Linked DNA regions of Homo sapiens: region 2 is linked to region 1. Evidence: chromatin loops called from intact Hi-C (ENCODE). Cell type or tissue: MCF 10A. All regions are shown on one strand. Each heading gives the region's core, and the rest is flanking DNA. Links, peaks and the distances in the headings are about the cores only. Region 1 has its middle 28 kb from the start of WNT7B. Region 2 holds the start of LOC105373075 (a long non-coding RNA gene).

Region 1 (8,383 bases), core at 1,602-5,601:
AGCCCACCTGGATTCAAGAGGAGAGGCCATAGGGCCCACGCTTCAATGGGAGAAGGACCAAGGACTTTGCAGCCATATTTAACACTGCCACACTAGCCTCCAATTTCCTCCTTTCCTCTCTGAAAATTCTGCCATCTGCCAAAGTTGGGCTTAAATTCCAAGCCAGAAAAACTTCCTGCTAATTCCTATCCCCAGTAACACTTCCTGCCCACCGCTGCATTCTTGGTTATGGTTGCTCTAATAAGTAATGGGGACAGTCATGAATGTGATGCCCCTCACTTGGCAACCATGCCCATGTGTTCACACATGTATATTCTTCTTTGGTTCTTAGAGTAATCCTGTGAGGCATTTTAGATGAGCGAGTGGGCATCTCACATGGAGTTTTGCGGGGTGAGTAGGAGTTTTCCTGACAGACAGGGTTTGAGGAAAAGTATGATGAGCTTGGGCACATGTACAGTTGGGTGGGGCTGGAGGACAGTGTCACTGACTTGAGGCAAGAGGCTTCTCTGTGGAGAAGTGCTCCACACAGTCCTCTGTTTTAGGAAGACTCCTCTGGCCCAGACAGTGTGAAGGCTGGAAGCTGGCCTGGGGGAGCTGGCACTGAGGCTCATTCATGGACCCCCACAAGTGCCTGTCTGCCTGTGCCTCCTACGTGGTTTCACGAGTCCTTTCAACCATTATCTGGGTGGGCATTGTCAACCCATTTTACAGATGAGAAAGCCGGGCTGGGCGCAGTGGCTCATGCCTGTAATCCCAGCACTTTGGGAAGCTGAGGCGGGCAGATCACTTGAGCTGAGTTTGAGACCAGTATGGGCAACATAGGGAGACCCTGTCGCTACAAAAATGAACCAACAAACAAAAATTAGCCAGGCATGGTGGTGTGCACCTGTGGTCCCAGCTACTCGAGAGACTGAGGCGGGAGGATTGCTTGAGCCCAGGAGGTAGAGGTTGCAGTGAGCCATGATCGCACCACAGCACTCCAGCCTGGGTGACAGAGAAAGACCCTATCTACAAAACACACACACACACACACACACACACACAAAACAGATGAGAAAACTGAGGCACCAAGAGGTGTTTCTGGAATCCAAACTTGGCAGGAAGGCTAGGAGCAGGGTTGGGAGCTGCCCTTGTCTCCTCCACAGGCAGGAAGCTTGTCCTCCCTCTCCAGCACCTCAGCTGCCCCTGCCACCCCCACCCCTCTCAGCCCTGACCCTGTGGTCCAGAAAGGCCTCTGGAGGCCAGCTGTGGGTGGCAGGGCCTCTGGCTTACACCAGCGGGCAGCAGGGAGTGTAGTCACCTGCTCACTCGTGTCTGGTGCTCTTTGTGGCTATAGGAAGCAGAGGACAGGTGCTGGGAGGAGGGCTGGCCTGAGGGGAAACTGAGGCCTGGGACTGCGGGGTCAGGGCTTGGTCTCTGCCACTGAGTTTGCACCTGGCTTCCCCTCATGCCTGGCCATTTGGTTCCGGCTCTTGAAATAGATCCTCTGCCCACCTGGTAGCTGGCCGGCCATGGGCCGTGCCACGCCACCTGCCTGCTGCAGCCCAGCCCGGTCACCCCGAAACGCTGACAAAAGCCAGCTGCTCTCCCAGCAGTCGCTCGGCAGGCAGACACCCGGAGGCGTGACGCCTGCCCTCGTCTGGCACCGAGGCTGCCAGGAGGGCGCTGACGCAGCTCTCCCCACTCCCACTCCCAGGGGCTCCGCAGCTCCTTTCTGGAATGGCTTCCCGATGAGGTAATGCAGCTCGGAGCACAGGAGGAGGCCACTGGGAAACGCTGCTGGCCAGGCCCCAGCTCCCCGGGAAGATGGCTGCCGTGGCCTCCCTGCCCTGCCTGCCCGACGCCACCGCACAAGGGCCTGGCAGGCTGAGAACAGGAGCCGGACTTCAGGCCGGAGGCTTGGCGGCCTCACTCTGGAGTGGCCAGGGGGACCCAGACATTTACTCATCTCCCGGCCGAGGTGGTGCAGGCCTCAGCCTGGGCCTGCAGCCTCACTCTGATCCTTAGAGGCCCCTGCCCTGAGAACACGCCGCCCCCGGGCACACGCGGAGAAACAGAGGCCGTGCCCAGGGTTATAGCAGGAATCAAGGTCTGTTCTCGCCCTGCAGCCCTGGGGGCAAGGGCAGGCCTCCCTCCACACGCATCGCATCGGGTCTGGGAACAGCACCATGAGCTTGCTCCGACCTGCCAAGCGGCTTTTTCCTGGAACATGAGTCTTTTCCGGGCACGGAGCAGAGCACTCAGGCCACCGGCCCTCCTATGCTGGGAGCAGGGGGAGATGCCGGCTGGCCGAGCAAGGAGGCCCCTGGGGCTGTCCACCCGGTGTCCCTCTCAGGGCCCCTCTTGGCCCCATGAAAAGGCGGCACCCCCACCCCTTGCCTCTCCTAGCGCTGCCAGGCTCCCCTGCAGGTGTGACCTGCCTCGCAGAAGCTGCTGAGAGGCAGGAACTGAGCAGGGAAGTGTCCCAAGGGGTGACTCACTTCCCTCACCCACGTTTCCCCCTCTCCCTGCCAGGCCCTGCGCTGGGCGGGCCCTAGGGCCACAGGGACCAGCATGGCCCGGCAGCCCCGGACCTCCCAGGTGGAAGGAAGGACCCGGAGAACTGGAAACATCCTTGCATAGCAGCCCCCGAGTTGGAGGCAGCCACTCGGCACCTGGCACCTGGCCCAGGGGGGCCTCCTGCGGACTCACGTGGGCTCTGGGAGGTGGAGGAGGGTCACTTCCCCCAGGGGAGAGCGGAGAAGGCTGGCAGGACCCTGCTGTGGGTGTGACTGGGACCGTGCTGGGCCCTGCGTTGGCCAGCAGTGTCCCGAGCGGGCCTCCGCGCCGGCAGGCCCAGCTGGGCCTATTTCTGACTCGAATTTGTTGCGAAACGTCGGCAAATCCCCTGCCCTGGCTGGGCCTCAATTTCCCCATCTGCAGACAGGAGGCGGGCGAGAGGGCCCCCTGGACTTCAGGGCCCGTGGGTCTGACGGCCAGGGCTGCAGCTGAATCTCCGAGTTGGAGATGCCTGGTGGGGTGCAGCACACCCTGCGTGCACAGATGAGGGCCGGGCTGGCTCCAGGCGTGCGGGAGGCAGCAGTGGAGCTGGGATCGGAGTCTGGACTCCTCTGCTGGCCTCGAGTGACCCCGGGGGCCTTCTTGTCCCCCCTCCTTGCAGGAAGCACAGGCACCAGCTCCTGAAAGCAGAACAGCTCCCCTCTGCTGCCCCCTGGTGGCTGCAGTGACACATGGTGGCCCAGTCCAGAGCCAGGGCACCCCCAGGGTCACCGACACCCTCAAAGTCATGAGCTCCCCTGGGGCCATGGGTGTCGTAGGGCTGGGGCCACCCTCTCTGGGAGCCCTGGGTGAGAGTGTCACTTGTGATATTTCATTGAATCTTCACCCCTCCCACACACAAGAGAGGGATGATCATGTTTGCCGCTTCACAGCTGGGTTGTCAGTTTCAGGGGGCAGAGCCTGCAGGAAGCTGGGGCCGGAGAGGTTTGAAGTCAGATATTCCAGTGGAAAGTGCTCCCCTCCCCTCCAGTCAACAGCCACCTGGGGCTTCAGGCTCTAGGAGGGGAGGAGTGGGTGGGGAAGGTCGAGGCTTATTATTCTTCGGGGTGTGGGGGTGGTCACTAAAATGGGACCTGGTGGCCGGGCACAGTGGCTCACGCCTGTAATCCCAGCACTTTGGGAGGCCGAGGCGGGCGGATTACCTGAGGTCAGGAGTTCTTGACCAGCCTGGCCAACGTGGTGAAACCTTGTCTCTACTAAAAATACAAAACTTAGCTGGGCATGGTGGCACACACCTGTAATCCCAGCTACTCAGGAGGCTGAGGCAGGAGAATTGCTTGAGCCCAGGAGATGGAGGTTGCAGTGAGCTGAGATCATGCCACTGCACTCCAGCCTGGCCGACAGAGCTGGACTGTCTCAAAAAAAAAAAAAAAAAAAGAAAGAAAGAAAGACGGGACCTGGCTTCCTAACTGAGGGAAACTGAAGAGAAGGGCCCAGTTCACGGGAATAAGGTGCCAGTTTGGGATGCCCCTACAGGGCCCTAGGTGCAGGGGACAGGGCTGAGGGAGCGGGGGAGGCGCCAAGATGTCAAGGCCGGCAGCCGTTCTCCTGGGGCAGAGGGCCAGTGCCCATGCCCGCACCTTGGGTCCCCAGGGCAGCCAGGTGGAGCCATACCACCTCCTCGGGCTTCACCTGCAAGCCCAGGCCCTGTGCTCACTGAGCCCCCACGCCCGCCAGGCCACTTCCAGAGGCTGTGCACACCCTCTGCCCAGATCCAGGAGAGGGGCTTTCACACAAGGAGGGAGAGGCTCAGAACCCTGGCAACCTACCCAAGGCATGGCACATGGGGCTACACGGGTGGATTGGAAGCTGGGTTGGCCACCTGAACCCCTGGGGTCCTGGCATTTCCAATGTCACCATCAGAAGGGTGGATGGAGGCCGGGCGTGGTGGCTCATGCCTGTAATCCCAGCATTTTGGGAGGCCGAGGCAGGCGGATCACCTGAGGTCAGGAGTTCGAGGCCAGCCTGGCCAACATGGTGAAACCCCGTCTCTCCTAAAAACACAAAAATTAGCCAAGCATGGTGGCAGGTGCCTGTAGTCTCAGCTACTTGGGAGAATGAGGCAGAAGAATCGCTTGAACTCGGGAGGCGGAGGTTGCAGTGAGCTGAGATCACACCACTGCACTCCAACCTGTGCGACAGGGCAAGACTCTGTCTCAAAAAAAAAAAAAAAAAGAAAAAAGTAAAAGAAAAAAGAATGGAGGACGGAAGGGCCACACCATGCAGGTGCTGGGGTCCTGGCGTTTCATTTTCAATGTCACCATCAGAATGGAGGATGGGAGGCCGCCCCGCGAATGGAGGGCGGGAGAGCCATGCCATGCAGGTGCTGCCTGCTTGGGTTCCTGTGCTGGGACTGCCTCTCTCATCTATCACCTTGCACCTCCATCGCTGTGACACCCTTCACCCGCCGGGCCCCCACAAAACATGCTTGGGCTCTGCAGCCAGACTCCATCCTCCCCCACCAACCGTCCGACTCCTAGAGCCCTCTCCTGGACCCCCAGCACAGCGCGTGCGTGACGGAACCCTGCAGAGCCACTTCCTGTTAGAATCAGAAGGGCTGTCAGCCACTAAACCCAAGTGCCAACTTTTGGTGACGGAGAAATAGATCCAGATAGAGGGAGGACTTGATCAGGCCCAGGGTGGCCAGAGACCCTTTGGACTGCGACCAGAATCCCAGGGGCCTGTCACCGGCCCAGCGTCTGAGGTCCTGAATCCCTGGAAATCAATAAAGGCAGGCAGGTGGGAGGCTGGAGGCCTCGCAGCCCACCCAACCCACATCCACCACACTCTCACACCAAGCCCTCAGCGTGCTCGGAGCATGGCGGTGGGCTTTACCCCTCCAGCCCCTCTACCTGGGATGCCACACAACTCTTCAGGGCCAGGGGAGTCCCCTCCTAGGGCCACCGTCCCCAAGGCACCCAGGGATGAGTCACTCTCTCTCACCCCAGGCCACCCAGGAGAGTTGACATCAGTCACATGTCTGCCCCTCAGACTGGGAGAACCCTGGAGCAGGGACCCCATCCCCTGCCTCTGTGAATCCCTAGCATTGGCCCATGGTGTGAACACCAGCAGCCACAGCACTGAGACCTAGCCAGGGCTTCCCAGTTTCCTGGGCACCAGCTGTTCTTCGCAGCCTCTTCCATGCTTGCTGGGAAGCAAGGTCTATCATGACCCTAGGCGCAGAAGGACAAGAAACAGAGAGGTTGAGTAAGATGCCCGACGACACACAGCTGGAGTCAGCAGAGGCTGGAAGGGTGCTGGGCGGCCTGGCTCCCAGCACGAGGCATCCTACCTGAGGACAGTAGACGGGCAGCTAAAGGACCCTCAGCTGACCACACAGGCCGGGCCTGGGCATGTCTGCGGCATGACCCCCTTGGGCCTTGTCACCTCCTCTCATCCCCTAGATCGCAGGACAGCAAGGTGGTCACACCCAGATTGCCTGAGTGTGCATTCTTTCCTTCCACGTCGGAGCACTTGGTCGGAATCCTGCCCACACAGGATGCACCTCACGAGGTGTTCACTCACCAGTCTCCCAGAGCAGAGGGGTCTGGGGAGAGGGGACACAAGATGGCATTGGGAGTGACAGCAAGACTGACTGTCTTGCGGGGCCCTCAGGCGCTGGCCTCCAAGGCCAGGTCCCCCAGGAAAAGCCTAGACAGAGGGGAGCAGGAAACCCGGTCCCAGCCCAGGGCGCCCACTCCCTGCCGGCCAGGCCAAGCCTCCCGCGTCCGGCCTCCTGGGTGCTGCTCACTCATCCATCAGACCAGTGTGATGGGGTCATTCGCTCCCATTCCCAGGCGGGGGAGGCTCCAGGAGATGTGGGTGGATGTGGGTTTACCCTGTGGATGGCCTGAGGCCTGAGGACTAGGAAGGTCCATCTATCTGTCCCTTGGCAGATGGCCACAGTGCCCAGGGCGACAACAGGGTGAGCTCTGCTCACATGGGTCCTGATGCAGATAGGGGGTGTCTGGGCCCCTGTCACCCCTGTGGAGTCTTCCTCGCCTTCCTCTGGGCGGGTCTTCTCAGGTCCAGCTCAAGGGCATCTGGGAGGGGAGGTGGCCTGAAAGCTCGGAGGCCCTGCAAAGCTGGCTGCAGTTAGGAAAGCCACTAAGTCATTATTTTGGGGTTAAATCAGAACTAATCTACCCAAGCCAATGGCTGGGTCCCCTGAAGGGAGGACACTCATGACTCAGCTGCTTGAGCCTGGGGAAGTGGTGTCCCTGAGATCCAGGAATGTGAGGGAGGATGACACCATCCACCAGGCCTGGCCCAGCGGGAGCAGCTAGTGTGGCTGCCTCTCGCTGTGCCCACCCCACCCTCAGCATCTGGCTTTGTCCACCTCTGGCCAAGGCCCACTCTGTTTGGGCTGCACTGTTGCCCGGAAGCCCTCCATGCCCCAGCGAGAGTCTCCCTCCCTGGCCTCTGTCCCTCCATTTCTCCATCAGTGGCCACCAGGGCAGTTTTCTTTTTCTTTTCTTTTTTTTTTTTTTGAGACGGAGTCTCACTCGCCCAGGCCGAAGTGCGGTGGCACGATCTCGGCTCACTGCAACCTCCGCCTGCCGGGTTCAAGCAATTCTCCTGCCTCAGCCTCCTGAGTAGCTGAGACTACAAGCACGCGCCACCATGCCCGGCTAATTATTTGTACTTTTAGTAGAGATGGGGTTTCACCATGCTGGTCAGGCTGGTCTCGAACTCCTGACCTCGTGATCTGCCTGCTTCAGCCTCCCAAAGTGCTGGGATTACAGGCGTGAGCCACCGCAACCAGCCCACCAGGGCAGTTTTCTTAAAAGGGGACCCTGCCTGGTTATGGTAATGGCTCTCCTGCTGGCCCTGGGGGCGGTTCAAGCCTTCAGGGCAACTCTCAAGGCTTCCAAAGCACACCCCCACCCCTCGTTCCTCCCCCCACTGCTCCTTCCCCTTTGACGCCCCCTGCTCTGCTAGGCTGGGGATGTAGGGTCTGAATGTGCCATCTGGACCCACCAACCCCTCACCCAGGCTGTGCACCGGAGAGACCTCACTGTGGGACACAGGAGCCAGGGTGGGCAAGGGGGTAGGGGGCTGCTGCCGTCACCACTGAGGAGTACAGCCCCACCCTTGGCCTTGAGCAGCCCCCAGTCCTGCGTGTGGGGCCGCCAGGCTGCAGGGGGCCTGGACCCATGGCGGTGGCTGTTGATTCAGCTGTCTGGTTGGCGCCAGCTCCCCTGCTGGGGCCGAGTCTTTCTGGAGTTAGACCCTGCAGCCCTGTCCCCACTGAGCCAGCACGAGGGCAGTGACCGTCTCAAAGCAGCTCTTCTCCATGGAAGTCTTAAGGGGCCCCTTGGCCGGAGTCCCACGAGTGACAGCTGGCAGCCCTCTTGGCTCCCTGGGGGAAGCAGATAGTGTGGCCCCTTAATTTGGGCCACTTGAGGAGCGTTTAAAAACAGGACAAAGGCGTGGGCCCAGCTCAGGAAAAGCTAGGAGGGAAGGAGCCGTTCTCTGGGGCTGGTGGCCAAACGGGGAGGTAGCTGCAGCCACTGGTGGCAGGGACCCTTAGGCCTCCTGCCAGTGCCTCGCGCCGGCAGAGGCCACGGACAGGTCCCAGCACAGGGAGCTGGCAAACGTGCCCACAGGGTCGGCCTCTGGGCCAGCTGGAGCAGGTGCAGTGAGGGGCTGGGAAGGCATAGAGAAAAGCGGCAGCGGGGCTCTGAAGATGCAAGCCTGGTGGCTGGAGCATGTTCCAGTGAGGGACAGGCAAAGCTGCCAGGGCAAAGGGCGGATTTCCTGATACAGGAGTGGAGGATGCTGTGGAAGGGCTGGATCTCCCATCCAAGGCGTCTCCTAGAGC
Region 2 (8,383 bases), core at 2,986-6,985, 540 kb before region 1:
TGGCTCTGCTGATCTGAGATGGGCTCACTTCTGAGGTCACTAAGGGTTGGCGACATGGCTCTGCTGTCTTAGCTGGGCTCACATTCCTGGGACCTCAGCTGGGACAGCTGCTCTCGGCTCCATGTGGTCTCTCATCCTCTGGCACACAGGGCTCCTGAAGGGCAGAAGAGCACTTAAGGCCTAGGCTCAGAACTGACATCACTTCTGCCTCACTGTATGGTCAGAACAAATCATAAGGCCATCTGCCAGATTGCAGGGGTGGGGAAATAGCTCCCACCTTCCCATGAGCTGAAATGTCACCTTGCAGAAGGCGTGAAGGCAGGAAGGAGTGGAGCCATTTGTCATCAGCTGCCGTTGTGCCTGTGTGCATTTGAGAGGGGCCCTTCCCAGCAGCAGCCAGCCCACGCCAGGTAGCCGGGCTGGGTGAGCCAGGCTGGGCTGGGTCTCGGGCCCCGTGCAGCCCTCGGTGAACACCTTTATGTGTAGTCTCATGACCCTGTCTGACGCTGATGACTTGACCATGTAGCTGCTTCACACAGACCAGGCCAGCTTGGGAACTGGGAATTAGAAACAAGATTCTCGTTCGCCAGGAGCCGTTCATTTGAACTGGGGAGAGAGCTGAGCCCAGGAGCTCTGGCCGATGACAGGGTGCCTGGAGAAGCAGGCAAAGCAGCTCAGAGAGAGGAAGAAGAAGAAAGGCAGGGGCTAAGGGAGGCCATTTTGAGGGAGAGAGGGAGAAGTCTCCCCACAGCCCCACGGGAGGACTGCCCTCGATCCAGGGGGCTTCCAGCTGCTGGACCCACCCTCGCCTGTCCCGGCCATGTAGCATTTCCTCAGCTCTGTCCATCTAGTGGCATTATTGCTTTAAAAATGAGATGCTTCCTGGGCCATCAGCTCTGCAGAGAGCCACAAAGCTCCTTTTGGGTCCGTGTCAGAATTCTGCTCCCCAGACGGAGATGGCCTCATGGGCTGCTCCAGCACCAGCCTGTGCAATGTGGTCCGTGTGGCCAGAGAGCTGGAGGCTAGGGGCTTGGCATTCCTGGGACCCAGAAGCGGCTAGGAGACTGTCGGGGCCTGCAGCAGCATGGGAGCAGGGGGTAGCAGATGGAGGGTCCAAGTTCTAGGGCAAGCTGAGGCCAGGAGACCTGTCCCTAGCCCCCCACCTGCCAACGCCAGCGGGAGCCAGGACAGCGGGACATGGGTCCTTCAGGGGACAGCAGGCTGGAGGATGAGGAGGCAGAGACTCAGGCTGGAGGCCCTGAGAACCCCTGTCACCAGGCGGCCACATAAGCCACATCATCCCCTCAAGCACCCAGAAACTGGAGAGACGGCAGTGGAGGAGGGGAGGGATCTGGGGTCTGATGTCACAGGGCTGGCCTCGGTTTTTTGTTTTTTGTTTTTTTTTTAGATGGAGTCTCACTCAGAACGCCCAGGCTGGAGTGCAATGGCGTGATCTTGGCTCACTGCAACCTCCTCCTCCCGGGTTCAAGTGATTCTCTGGCCTCAGCCTCCTGAGTAGCTGGGATTACAGGCGCATGCCACCATGCCTGGCTAATTTTTGTGTTTTTAGTAGGGATGGGGTTTCACCATGTTGGTCAGGCTGGTCTCAAACTCCTGACCTCATGATCTGCCCACCTCGGCCTCCCAAAGTGCTGGGATTACAGGCATGAGCCACTGTGCCCAGCTGGGCTGGCCTCGTTTTGTGCCCACTGCCCAGCAGAAGGGGCTCAGGAGGACACTCAGAGGGTTACAGGCAAAGCAGAGAAGCTACACCTTCTCTGGGCATGTGGGGCATAGAGGGAGGTAGAGTTTTTTTGGACCCTGGAAATGTGGGGTCCGTCCCCCTCTTATTTCCCGGAAGAGCCCCAATTTGTTACCATGTCCACACCCCAAAATTAGAGGGGAGATTCTGATTTACACTAAAGCCAAAGCTCTGTCCTGTTGGGCCATGGCCAGGGCATTCACCAAACTCCCCCTCCATGGCCCAGCTCCCGACACCGGGGATGTCTGGCCTCTCTCTGGGGAGATCCCACATTCCCTGCAGTCCACCTCCCATCCAGAAGCTTCTGGAATCCCTCCCTCCTGCCCCAGGTCTGCCTTCCCCTCCACAAGCCTCACCTCCAGTCCTTTCCTTGGAGATGCCATCCCCACCTCCAGGAGCCCACCCAGACGGACCCAGTGAGAAAGGCTGCCTGGCTCTGGGCTTGTCCCGGGAGGCAGAACCTGCCGCATGGACTGGCCCCGACTGCCCTGCTCCGCGGTGAAGGCAGGTAGGACAGGATAGGCATCCCCACCCCTCTCCTCTGGCCTTCGCCTCACTGGCCAGAGAAGAGCCCCTTGCAGGAGTGAACGGGGTGGGAGATGGGGAGAAAGCCCGGCCTGAAGGAGTGGGTGCTGGTGCCTGTCCCACTGCTCTAATTCCTGCTGCTGTCCCCACGCTGATCACAAAAGGACACGATCATATTCACCTGACTGGGGTGCGGGAGCGGGGGCCTCTCGGAGCCCCTTCTCCACACGGGTTGGGGGGCTTCACCCGCCAGTATTGCCACAGTAAAGGGGCCAGGTGTCCACATTTACAGAGGCAGAAACAAAGAGATTCAACCCCCCTCATCACTGCAGGTGGGTGAGCAGTGACTCTCAAATGTTGGAACTGCTGACTATGAGAAAGACAAGAACTCTCGTTATCTCTGAGACTGGCAGCCTGGGGACAGTAGTCCCCTCCTCCACCAAAGAAGCTCCTGGGTGGGACTTTGGGGTAACCCACCTCTTGGCTGGCCAGAGTCATTGTGGGTGGGTTCTGGTGCCCTGTGTGTTATGCTGGGCAGACATCCTTTCAGGATGGAAAGCCGCCTCTTCACCTGTGTCCTCCGGCAACATCTCACCATGGGCCTCTGGTTCTATGCTCAACTGGTCTCCTCCCCGACCCCTGCTCTTCTCCAGCCACCCATGCTCTCAGATGCACAGCTGACCTTGTCCCTCTACAGCTGAAAATCCCCAGTGCCTGCAGTACAAAGGCCAGACCCCTTAACCCACCCCTGCCTACCTCTGGCCTCAACTCCCACCCTACTCTCCACCCCTACGATTTCACCCCTCAGTAATATTAAATTGCCTATAGTCACAAATTCTCCCCTGCCACACAGAGTCTGTTTGATTCCTCTAGGTCTTTGTATATGTTTTTCCCCTTGGCTGGAATTCAACATTCTTGTCTGCCTGGAGAACCTTCAAAACCCAGTTACCCTGGACAGCTTTCACAGACACCCCCCTTCACTGTCTCTCTAGAGTGACCTGTCCCTTGGTTTTGCTCCACAGTATTTGACCGAGTATGTGTGTATGTCTGTCTCCCCAGCACAGCAGACGGGACTTACCAAGGGCGGGCCACATATCTGAAAAATTAGGGGCAGAGTCCAGCACAGGGCTGGGCACAGGCAGGCCCCCAACAATGGTGCATGGCCCAGATGAAATGAAGCAGCTTTGCCCCAGTCTTGGCCTCAGGAAGCATCTCTGAAGTGTGGTGAGGATTTGGGGGTCACAGTGGGTACCCCCCAAAGGCCAGCCTTGGGAATGCTCCTGGCTTCCACTCAAACAAAGCCCCCCTTCTCCTCCCAGAACACCCTGGCCAGGAGTGACACTGATGGATCACTCACCCTCCTGCCGACTGCACAGCCCCGTCCTGGACTCTGGCAGACCACGAGCACTGGCTTCCCAGCAGAACCTGGCTTGACCCCAACAAGGCAGACATTGTGACGTTCACCCATGTAGAGATGTAGAGAGAGCCATCTCAGACCGCTGACCTCCGCAACCAGCAGATAATCAGCATCTTGTTTAAGACTAAGTTAACTTTAAGACTAAGTTTGGGCCGGGCGTGGTGGCTCACGCCTGTAATCCCAGCACTTTGGGAGGCTGAGGCGGGCGGATCACAAGTTCAGGAGATCGAGACCATCCTGGTTAACACGGTAAAACCCTGTCTCTACTAAGAAAAAAAAAATTAGCCGGGCGTGGTGGTGGGCACCTGTAGTCCCAGCTACTCGGGAGGCTGAGGCAGGAGAATGGCATGAACCCAGGAGGTGGAGCTTGCAGTGAGCTGAGATCGCGCCACTGCACTCCAGCTGGCGACACAGCGAGACTCTGTCTCAAAACAAAACAAAACAAAACAAAACACTAAGTTTGTGTGGCTGGGTGCAGTGGCTCATACCTGTAATCCTAGTACTTTGGGAGGCCAAGGCGGGTGGATCACCTGAGGTCAGGAGTTCGAGACCAGCCTGGCCAACATGGTGAAACCTTGTCTCTACTAAAAATACAAAAATTAGCCGGGCATGGTGGTGCATGCCTGTAATCCCAGCTACTCAGGAGGCTGAGGCAGGAGAATTGCTTGAACCCGGGAGATGAAGGTTGCAGTGAGCTGAGATCATGTTACTGCACTCCAGCCTGGGTGAGAGAGTAAGACTCTGTCTCAAAAAAAAAAAAAAAGACTCAGTTTGTAGGATTTTATTACATCAACCAGAGGAGAAGACTGAGGTCCAGAGAGGAAAACAGACTCACCCAAGCTCCCCACCAGGCCTCCTGACTCATTGCCCAGTGCTTCCTGCTTGTCCTGCCTGACCTCCTCACATGACAGGGACAGAGGCCCCAGCTCACACGTCCACTGCTGATTCCGCAGAGGCAAAAGTTCAGAAAAACCAAGCCAAGTCCATTTCTCTGGGTGTGCAGGCGAGCAAATTTTGTGGACAGAGAAGCCTGTGTGCCCTGAATCATGCAAAGGAACCAATTAACCAATTTTAGCAGAAGTTGGAACTTGCAGGAACCGAGCGCTCTGCCAATAGCTCCTCCTTGTCCCCTGTGTCCCCCTGAAGCAGGTGGCGGTGTGCCACGATGTCACCTTGGATTTAGAGTTTCTTAGCTTCGTGAGAGCCCAGAACACATACCGCCTGCATCCCCGAGGCCAGCTGGGTGGCTCTGGCCTATTTATAGTGTCCTCATCCATCTTCTTTTCTTTTGATCAGGGCAGGACCCAATCTCGGAGGAGCTGCAAATCTCGGCATGCTCGACAAATTCCAGCAGGGCATGAATCATGGGCTCCTGCCTCGTGAGGGCCCTCCTCTGCCAGTGGGGCTGGTGGAGCTCTGGGGCTCGCCTGCTGCCCAGCTTGGAGGCAGAGCCGGGCCTGACGGAGTCCTCCCTGCACATTCCAGAGGAGCTCAAGCCAGCTTTCCCCCCGGGATCTCACCTGACACTGCAAGGCAGAGTGCCCCACGAAGAGAGGGTTTCCTTCGCTTGCCTTTTTGCCCTGGCAAGACTGGCAACCAGGAGTCCGTGAGCACCGGTGCCTCCTCAGGGGTGGCACCTCTTTCTGGGAAGCCACACGGGTCTCAGACAGCTGTGCCCTTCCTGCTGCCCTCCAGCTGCCAGAAGGCCATAGTTCCCATGTGCCCTGGAATGTGGGACTCTCTTTGAGACGTCCACTTGGGGACCTGTCCTCAGGCCCTGGGGTCAGCACACAGGTGGGCAGTTTCTTTGGGCTCAGGGTCAGGCTCCTACTGGTGGGTGAAGGCAGCCCTTTGTCTCATGTCTTGCCCCAGCGTTCCTGAGTAGCAGGCTCCCTCCCCCATCCTCTTGGCAGCTGTCCCTCCCTGCTCCCTCCCGGTGACCACAGCCAAGCCAAGAGGCCTGTGCTCTGTTCCCCACACGTCCATGTAGAGTGGCTGGACACCGGTGTTGATTGCTGTGGAGGTGGCTGGAGGGAGTGGACATTCCATTGTAATGATGGCAAAAATAGCCATGATCTTTCAGCCACTGCTGAAACTGCTGGAGTCAGGCCCTTCCCAGGTATGATTTGCCCTCCCTGATGGTGCATTTGTCTCCCAGATGTGCAGATGTGGAAGCCGATGTCCTGGGGATCAGGGGAACCTCATGAGGGAGGAGGCAGGGGGCCAGGACTGGCTCCTGAGCTCTGCAACCCCAGTGTTGCCGTCTGTCTTTTAATCTTTAAAAAGAAGATACAATGATATAATTAGGATGCGGCAATCTCAGCACTGGGAGGCCAAGGCGGGGCGGATCACTTGAGGTCAGGAGTTTGCGACCAGCCTGGCCAACATGGTGAAATCCCATCTCTACTAAAAATGCAAAAAAATTAGCCGGGAGTGATCTCAGCTACTCAGGAGGCTGAGGCAGGAGGATCGCTTGAACCGGGGAGGCGGAGGTTGCAGTGAGCCGAGATCGCACCACTGCACTCCAGCCTGGGCAACAGGGCAAGATTGTGTCTCAAAAAAAACAACAAAAACAAAACCAATAATAATAATTAGAATGCTGACACTGTCTCTAGCTTTTCTGGGTCTCTCCCATTCCTGTAGAATCGTTCTTGCCCACAATCACCTGCCCATCTCTCTTGCACCCCAGAAAAGTTTTGCAAGTTCAGGAAGAGAAAAAAATAATCTGACATGTACTGTCTGTATTCTCCCATGACAATAATCTCTCTGTGGGGGGAGGGGTGTCCATGTCTACCACGGTATTGAATGAATATTGAATGAATGGCTGAATGTGCATGAAGGAAAGGAGACAGTGGGTGGTTCAAGTGTGGTTGTTCTTGCTTCCCCATTCCAATCAGGACATAAGCGGGGGGCCAGGGAGGACAAGGCCAGGCTGGCAGAGTGTCATCAACTCACGGCTGCTGCGGTGGGTGGCCCTCCTGTCCAGCAACAGCATCAGGGGGTGGGTGAGCGTGTTAGGAGGGGACAGAAAAGTAGGGGCCACTGGCTTCCCCCACCCCCAATCTGCCAATCCTACCTCAGAACAGTTTTTTTCTTTTTTTGAGACGGAGTCTCGCTCTGTCACCCAGGCTGGAGTGCAGTGGCTTGATCTCAGCTCACTGCAATCTCTGCCTCCCCGGTTCAAGCAATTCTCTTGCCTCAGGTTCCTGAGTAGCTGGGACTACACGTGCGCACCACCACGCCCAGCTAATTTTTGTGTTTTTAGTAGACATGGGGTTTCACCATGTTGGCCAGGTTGGTCTCGAACTCCTGACCTCAGGTGATCCACCTACCTTGGCCTCCCAAAGTGCTGGGATTACGGTCATGAGCCACCGTGCCTGGCCCTCAGGGCAACTTTAGTGCTCCTCCCTATACCCAGCAGGGGCAGAGGAAAGTCCCCAGGGAAAGTCCTCTTTGAGCCGTTGATGACAGCATGGTTAGTAGTAGTTACAATGCCAAAATATAAAAAGAATAATTTTAAAAAAGATTTTGTGTGCAATTTTGCAGAGGGAATGTCTTGCCCTTTTTTCTCCACTCAAAAGGAAGGGAGGGTATTCAAAAGAGTCCAAAAGTGGAAACAGCCCAAATCCCCACTGGCTGATGAGTAGATAAACAAACTGTAGTGTATCCACAGCGTGACACGTTACTCAGCCTTCAAAAGGAAGGAAGCACCAATTTATGCCCCAATGTGCAGGAACAGTGAAATGTGATGCTGAGAAAGCAGCCAGGCCCAAGAGGCCACACAGTGTGTGACTCCACTGACACAAACCACCCAGGACAGGCAAATCCATAGAGTCAGGAAGCCAGTTATCAGTTGCTGGGGGCTGGCAGGGGATTGATGATGACTTTGGGGCTTCTTTTTGGGGTGATCCAATGTTCTGGAATTAGATAGCGGTGATGACTACACAACTCTGTGACTATACTGAAAGCATTGAATTGTACACTTTAAAGTGGGTAATTTTTAAGATATGTGAAGTGTGTCTCCTTTTTTTTTTCTTTTTACATTTATTTTTTGGGCCGGGTGCAATGGCTCACACCTGTAATCCCAGCTCTTTGGGAGGTTGAGGTGGGCAGATCACGAAGTCAAGAGATTGAGACCATCCTGGCCAACATGGTGAAACCCCATCTCTACTAAAAATACAAAAATTAGCTGGGCGTGGTGGTGCACACCTGTAGTCCCAGCCACTCAGGAGGCTGAGGAGGAGATCAAGGAGAATCGCTTGAACCCGGGAGGTGGAGGTTGCAGTGAGCTGAGATTGCGCCATTGCACTCCAGCCTGGGGACAGAGTGAGAGTCCGTCTCAAAAAAAAAAAAATTTTTTTTTTTTAGAGATGGGGTTTCATTATGTTACCCAGGCTGGTCCTGAACTCCTGGGCTCAAGTGATCCACCCACCTTGGCCTCCCAAAGTGTTGGGATTGCCGGCATGTGCCACCGTACCTGGCCCTTGATCTCATTTTTTTTTTTTTGAGACGGAGTCTCACTCTGTCACCCAGGCTGGAGTGCAGTGGCACGATCTCGGCTCACTGCAAGCTCCGCCTCCCGGGTTCACGCCATTCTCCTGCCTCAGCCTTCCGAATAGCTGGGACTACAGACACCCGCCACTACGCCCGGCTAATTTTTTTGTGTTTTTAGTGGAGAC

The links. A loop is a pair of places that touch in the nucleus more often than their neighbours do. Peaks named below come from ENCODE experiments on the same cell type or tissue, not always from the same donor. Only the 100,000 strongest peaks of a DNase experiment are listed, where the experiment ranks them.
Region 2: it touches region 1 in a loop (15-fold over the local background); 24 of 110 quality-filtered maps call a loop at or near these places.

What each region holds. Positions count from the first base shown.
Region 1 is chr22:46,001,345-46,009,727 of GRCh38, reverse strand. It overlaps the pseudogene LOC730668. Among named protein-coding and RNA genes, the nearest start is that of WNT7B, 28 kb to the right of the region's middle. RefSeq lists an enhancer at 2,460-3,451. In MCF 10A, for the core only: a CTCF peak has its summit at 3,219 (motif pointing left); DNase peaks (open chromatin) are centred at 1,707, 2,167, 2,487, 3,167 and 1 weaker place.
Region 2 is chr22:46,544,285-46,552,667 of GRCh38, reverse strand. It overlaps LINC02925 (long intergenic non-protein coding RNA 2925), which reads right to left. Exons shown (of 2, transcript NR_186692.1): 2 at 4,471-5,980. It overlaps LOC105373075 (a long non-coding RNA gene), which reads right to left and starts at 3,920. Exons shown (of 2, transcript XR_938316.2): 1 at 3,645-3,920. RefSeq lists a silencer at 202-496 and enhancers at 557-1,056, 1,057-1,558, 4,809-5,328, 5,329-5,850, 2,705-6,030. In MCF 10A, for the core only: no CTCF peak of the experiment used is centred there; a DNase peak (open chromatin) is centred at 5,067.